Linked DNA regions of Homo sapiens: region 1 is linked to region 2. Evidence: read pairs that join two places in POLR2A ChIA-PET (ENCODE). Cell type or tissue: MCF 10A. All regions are shown on one strand. Links, peaks and the distances in the headings refer to the core of each region. The heading gives the core; the rest is flanking DNA.

Region 1 (2,919 bases), core at 129-2,628, 66 kb before region 2:
TCCTGACCTCAGGTGATCTGTCCGCCTCAGCCTCCCAAAGTGCTGGGATCACAGGCATGAGCCACCGCGCCCAGCCTCTGACTCCAAGTCATTTTTCTTCCACCATACTATTTAGGAGAATTAGATGATATACTAGAACAACCTTCAGGATTTAGAAAAATGAATAGGTCTTATGAAAGGGCAATGAATTTGCATTATCTTACATTTGCATTTTTCATATACATTATGAGAGAATCTCCGTGTGGGGAATATATATTGTTACCATGTTATAGATAATGAAACAGAGGATCAAAGAGATGAAGTGATTTGCCTAAATTCTCACACCTGGTTGGTAGAGGCAACTGGATATGAATCCACTTTAGCCCCTCAGTGTGCTCCATGGACCAGCAGCATCAGCATCACTTGGGAGCTTGTTAGAAACACAGACTATCAACCCCACCCCCCAAAAAAATCTGCATTTCAACAAGATGATTTTGTATGCATATTAAAGTTTGAGAAGCACTGCTTTATATCAGGTTGTACTTTAATTTACTTAAAAAAAGAAAAAAAGACTTAAAGGGATTCATTGTCCATAAAGCAATGACAATCTTTATTTATTTTTTAACAGATAAACATTTTTTTCCTAGTTAATGAATATTTTTAACACCCACGATGTGTTAGGTATTGCAGAAAATAAAGCAAACATTTGGAAGGGTTTTAGACTACCTGGCAAAACCACAGCTATATAAAAAAAGTAAGTACAATAAAGTGATACTGGTGCTATGTCAGAAGTGTTTACAAGATAGAATAAAGGCACAAAGAAGTAACAATTTAGAAAAAGGCATAAATATGCTGGGCATGGGGGCTCATACCTGTAATCCTAGCACAGGCCAAGGCAGGAGGATCACTTGAGGCCAGGATTTTGAAACAAGCTTGGGTAACATAGTGAGAACCCATCTCTACAAAAAATAGCCAGGTGTGGTGAGGCATGCCTGTAGTTCGAACTACTCAGGAGACTGAGGCGGGATGACTGCTGGAGCACAGGAGTTTGAGACTGCAGTGAGCTATGATCACGACACTGCACTCCAGGCCTGGGCAACAGAGTGAGACCCAAATAAAACAATTATCTTTTGCTCCCTTCCATTCTGTTCACTAGATTTGCATTCTTTTACACGTTTCTAGGAAAGTGATGCAGTAGCTGCATGATCATCTGGCTGCTGTTAATAATGTTCCAATTCCTACTGCTTGAAAAAGTGAACCATCATATTCCATTTTTTGCTTTTAAGAGATGAACTTTTAAATTTAATTTAATTTTAATTTTTTTTTGAGACAGGGTCTTGCTCTGTTGCCCAGGCTGGAGTACAGTGGTGCGATCTTGGCTTACTGCAGTCTCCACTTCCCGGGTTCAAGTGATCATTTCAACAGGGAATTCAAGTTGGAGATTTTTTTGAGACAGAGTCTTGCTCTGTTGCCCAGGCTGGAGTGCAGTGGCATGATCTTGGCTCACTGCAACCTCCACCTCCTGGGTTCAAGCAATTTTTGTGCCTCAGCCTCTCAAATAGCTGGGATTACAGGTGTGCGCCACCACACCCGGCTGAGTTTTGTATTTCTAATGGAGACGGGGTTTCACCATGTTGGCCGGGGTGACCTCAAGTGATCCACCCACCTCGGCCTCCCAAAATGCTGGGATTACAGGCGTGAGCCACTGCGCCTGGCTGGGTCTATAGCATTTTAGTAATAGATTACTAATCTTGTACCTGAATACAGGTTATTTTTGCCAGAAATCAGAAGCCTGGGAATAGAGTTGATCTGCTTAGTCAAGCTGTACCATTTGCAACCTGCTAAATGCAATATGGGGATAATATGCCAACTTACTGTAGCATCAAACGTCCTCTTTAAGGTAAGCAGTTCAAAAATGACGCAGCCAACTGCCCAGATATCAGACTTGAAATTGTACTTTACTCCTTGACAGAGCTCTGGAGACATGTAATATGGGGTTCCCACAAGCTGAGCAACAAAGAAACAATCAAAGAATAACTTCTTTTCTGAGGTAACTATGTTAACATTTCAACAGCTTAATTAAATTTCCTAGGAACTAGTCATAACAACCATAAAACATTCATCAGCAGATTCCAAAATGGTTTTTATGAGACGATGCCACTATGGAAAGAAATCTTATTCATATCAAACCTCTTGGGTCAATTATAAAGGGACAATCTCTGTGACAAAGGAACTGTGGTAACTTGAGGGGCTCAATAGCTCTGTGATTCCTAGATCACAGAGGCTTCAGGCATTCAAGGCCTACTGAAGACTTTACACAAACTTAAAGACATACTTAGTAGAAGTTCACCAATGGGAAAAAAATCCAAACACTGGCAGTGGGGAGATGGTAACTCAATGAAGGAATTAGATGTTCTAACTAAAATACGCGCAATGAAACTTTTAAAATGCCCAATTTGGCATCTGTTATACTAACACAGCTAGCGAATTTCCTTTGAATTTGAAAAAGATTTTCTGACTTCAAAAATAAATTTGGAAATAAAAATGTCCTAAGAAGTCATGCCTCTCCCAAGATGAGATATAATGAATGCCCTAGCAGCTCTAATAAAATTCATAGTCAGCTTTAAGCAGCAAAGCAAAGCAAATTTCAGATGGCTTACATGGCTTTTATAAATTTTCATATCATTCCTTCTTTGCATTTAACTAGCTAAAAAAAGTCAAGTCTTGGTTTTATCAGATTGTTCTTGATGAGAAAAATCCATATAAAGATATGATTGCTTCTTCAGAAGCTCACTTTGGCCTCCATCATAGAAACATCTGAGTCCCTGAAGCAGAGACTCCAAACCCTAAACATCTAAATTGCTTGCAGGCAAACCTTGACATTATTAAAAAAAAAATTATTGGCCAAAATCAGTTTTCAATTTCTTTTAAGGACAGAGC
Region 2 (2,919 bases), core at 308-2,807:
CCTGACACCTCCTTGCACCAGCCTAATCCTGCAGTGTGGCTTGAGACTCCCCAGCTCCATGCAGAAGCCATCAAGGATTCCTGACTTAGTTGTTCCTGCCTACTCATGTGTATAGCACCACATGGAGTGTGTGTTTACATAGCTAAGACAAGATGGGTTTTGTGAGGATACAAAAGACCCCTTTGGAGAGCAATTTGGCAATATTTGCCACATGCCATACTCTTTGACCCAGAGAGTGATTCCAAGGGCCTCTTCAATGGGTCTTCTAAATGTTAGAGTCCCCCAGGACCTGGTCCTGGAAACTTCTGCTGCATTCCAGGTGATGTCATACAATTCCATGACTTTATTTTTATATTTTTTATTTATTTTTATTTTTTTGAGACAGAGTTTCACTCTTGTTGCCCAGGCTGGAGTGCAATGGTGCAATCTCAGCTCACTGCAACCTCCGCCTCCAGGGTTCAAGTGATTTTCCTGTCTTAGCCTCCCGAGTAGCTGGGATTACAGGCATGCACCACCACATCTGGCTAATTGTGTATTTCTAGTGGAGACAGGGTTACTCCATGTTGGTCAGGCTGGTCTCGAATTCCTGACCTCAGGTGATCTGCCCACCTCGGCCTCCCAAAGTGCAGGGATCACAGGTGTGAGCCACCGCGCCCAGCCTTAGATTTTTTATTTTTTCTGAGATGGAATCGTGCTCTGTCCTCCAGGCTGTAGTGCAGTGGCGCAATCTCGGCTCGTTGCAACCTTTGCCTCTCAGATTCAAGCAATTCTCCTGTCTCAGCCTCCCGAGTAACTGGGACTTGGGACTGCAGGAGCACGACACCAAGCCCAGCTAATTTTTGTATTTTTAGTAGAGATGGTGTTTCACCATATTGGTCAGGCTGGTCTCGAACTCCTGACCTCAGGTGATCCACCCTTCTTGGCCTCCTAAAGTGCTAGGATTACAGGCATGAGCCACCATCCCCAGCCCAATCCCATGACTTTAAATGTGTCTGTAGACTGATAATTCCCAAACATGGATCTCCTGACCTCTCTCATAAGCTCCAGAGTCTATATCGAGCTCCCTACTTGACATCTCCACTTGAAGGACTAATAGGCAATTCATACTTAACTCTTGATTTCCCTTCTCCCCTCTTCCCCCACCCCGCTCCCAAATCTACTTCTTCCGCATCTCAGTAAATGGCACCACCTTCTGCCTAGTCAATGACACCATTCTTGTTTCCTCTTTAACTAACCTTCTCCCCAGACAGAGTCAGTTCATCAAGTCCCGTCAGTTCTGGATTGGGTCCTAAAATGTATGCTGGTCAGTTTCTACTTCTCTATAAGCTAGGGGTCCATAAACTGCTGCCTAGCTAGGCAGGCCAAATCTGGCATGCAACCTCCTGTTTTTCTATTGTGCAAGAGCTAAGAATGGCTTTTACATTTTTTGAGGGCTGTTAAAAAAAAAAAAGGAGGAGGAGAAAGAAGAGAAGAATGTGCAATAGAGAGCTCAAGTGACCTGCAAGCCTGAAATATTTGCTATCTGACCTTTTACAGAAAAATTTATTTCTGTCAGTTAAGCAAACAAGACAACAGCCTCCTTAATGGTTATCTCTGCTTTTATTATTGCCTGACAATAATCGTACTCATTAACATACCCAGAATGATTTTTTTTTCTTTTTTTCTCTGATTTTTTTTTTTTTTTAAGTAAAGCAGATCAACTAGATTAAAATCCAAACACCCAGCCACAGCCTGAAGGCTGAGGCCACTGTGTTCTGGCTCATGCCTGCCTCTCTGTGATTATCCTACCCATTAATGTCTTACCTGGCCTTCCAAACAGTTTAAGCCCCTACCTGCATCAGAGCCTTGGACCTTGCTGCCTACCTGGAGCTCTCCTCAGCTGTTGTCTCATATACTCTGCTGACTGCTTCTCATCATTTGGGTCCCAACTGAATGTCACCACCCCACATAAGTATCCCCCCCCTTGGGTTACTTTCTACCACATTATCTGGTTTTATTATCTTTATTTTTCTCTCTTTTTTTTTCTTTTTTTTGAGATGGAGGTCTCCCTCTGTTGCCCAAGCTAGAGTGCAGTGGCATGATCTCGGCTCTCTGCAACCTCCGCCTCCTGGGTTCAAACGATTCTCATGCCACAGCCTCCCAAGTAGCTGGGACTACAGGCACTTGCCACTGTGCCTGGATAATTTTTGTATTTTTAGTAGAGATGGGGTTTCACCATGTTGGTCAAGCTGGTCTTGAACTCCTGACCTCAAGTGATCTGCCTGCCTTGGCCTCCCAAAGTGCAGGAATTACAGGTGTGAGCCACCGCGCCCGGCTCTTTTTTTTTTTTTTTTTTTTTTAGGGACAGGGTCTTGCTCTGTAACCCAGGCTGGAGTGCAGCGGCGCCATCATAGCTCAGTGCTGCCTCCATCTCCCTGGCTCAAGCGATTCTCCCACCTCAGCCTCCCCAGTGCTGGGGACTACAGGCACACGCCACCACACCTGGCTAATTTTTTTTTTTTAGTAGAGATGAGGTCTCACTCTGTTTCCCAGGCTTGTCTCAGACTCCTGAGCTCCAGCAATCCTCCAGCCTCTGCCTCCCAAGGTGCTGGGATTATGGGTGTGAGCTACTGCACCCGGCCCTGGTTTTATTATCTACATGGCTCTTGTCACTGTTTGAAAGTATCTTATATATATATCTTTCTTGTTTATTATCACCCCACCCTACTGGAATTTAAGCTCAGAAGAGCAAGGGCTTTGATTTTTGCCTGATCTTTCCCTGAGATCAGGCACAATATCCTGTCCATAGTTGGTGCTCAACAAATACTTATCGAATAAATGAAATACAACATATTATAAAGCTCCTAGCACGAGATGAACATAGAGCAGTTGCTCCATAAATGCTAGTTCCTCTATGTAGTAGGTACAACATTTTAATTG

Evidence for each region. Peaks named below come from ENCODE experiments on the same cell type or tissue, not always from the same donor. Only the 100,000 strongest peaks of a DNase experiment are listed, where the experiment ranks them.
Region 1: POLR2A ChIA-PET joins it to region 2 with 5 read pairs; 9 of 35 experiments call an interaction of 5 or more read pairs at or near these places.

Annotation. Positions count from the first base shown.
Region 1 is chr14:75,115,341-75,118,259 of GRCh38, forward strand. It overlaps NEK9 (NIMA related kinase 9), which reads right to left. Exons shown (of 22, transcript NM_033116.6): 6 at 1,855-1,986. It also overlaps the pseudogene HIF1AP1. Among named protein-coding and RNA genes, the nearest start is that of NEK9, 10 kb to the right of the region's middle. In MCF 10A, for the core only: no CTCF peak of the experiment used is centred there; no DNase peak of the experiment used is centred there.
Region 2 is chr14:75,181,650-75,184,568 of GRCh38, forward strand. No RefSeq gene overlaps it. Among named protein-coding and RNA genes, the nearest start is that of TMED10, 6.5 kb to the left of the region's middle. In MCF 10A, for the core only: no CTCF peak of the experiment used is centred there; a DNase peak (open chromatin) is centred at 1,402.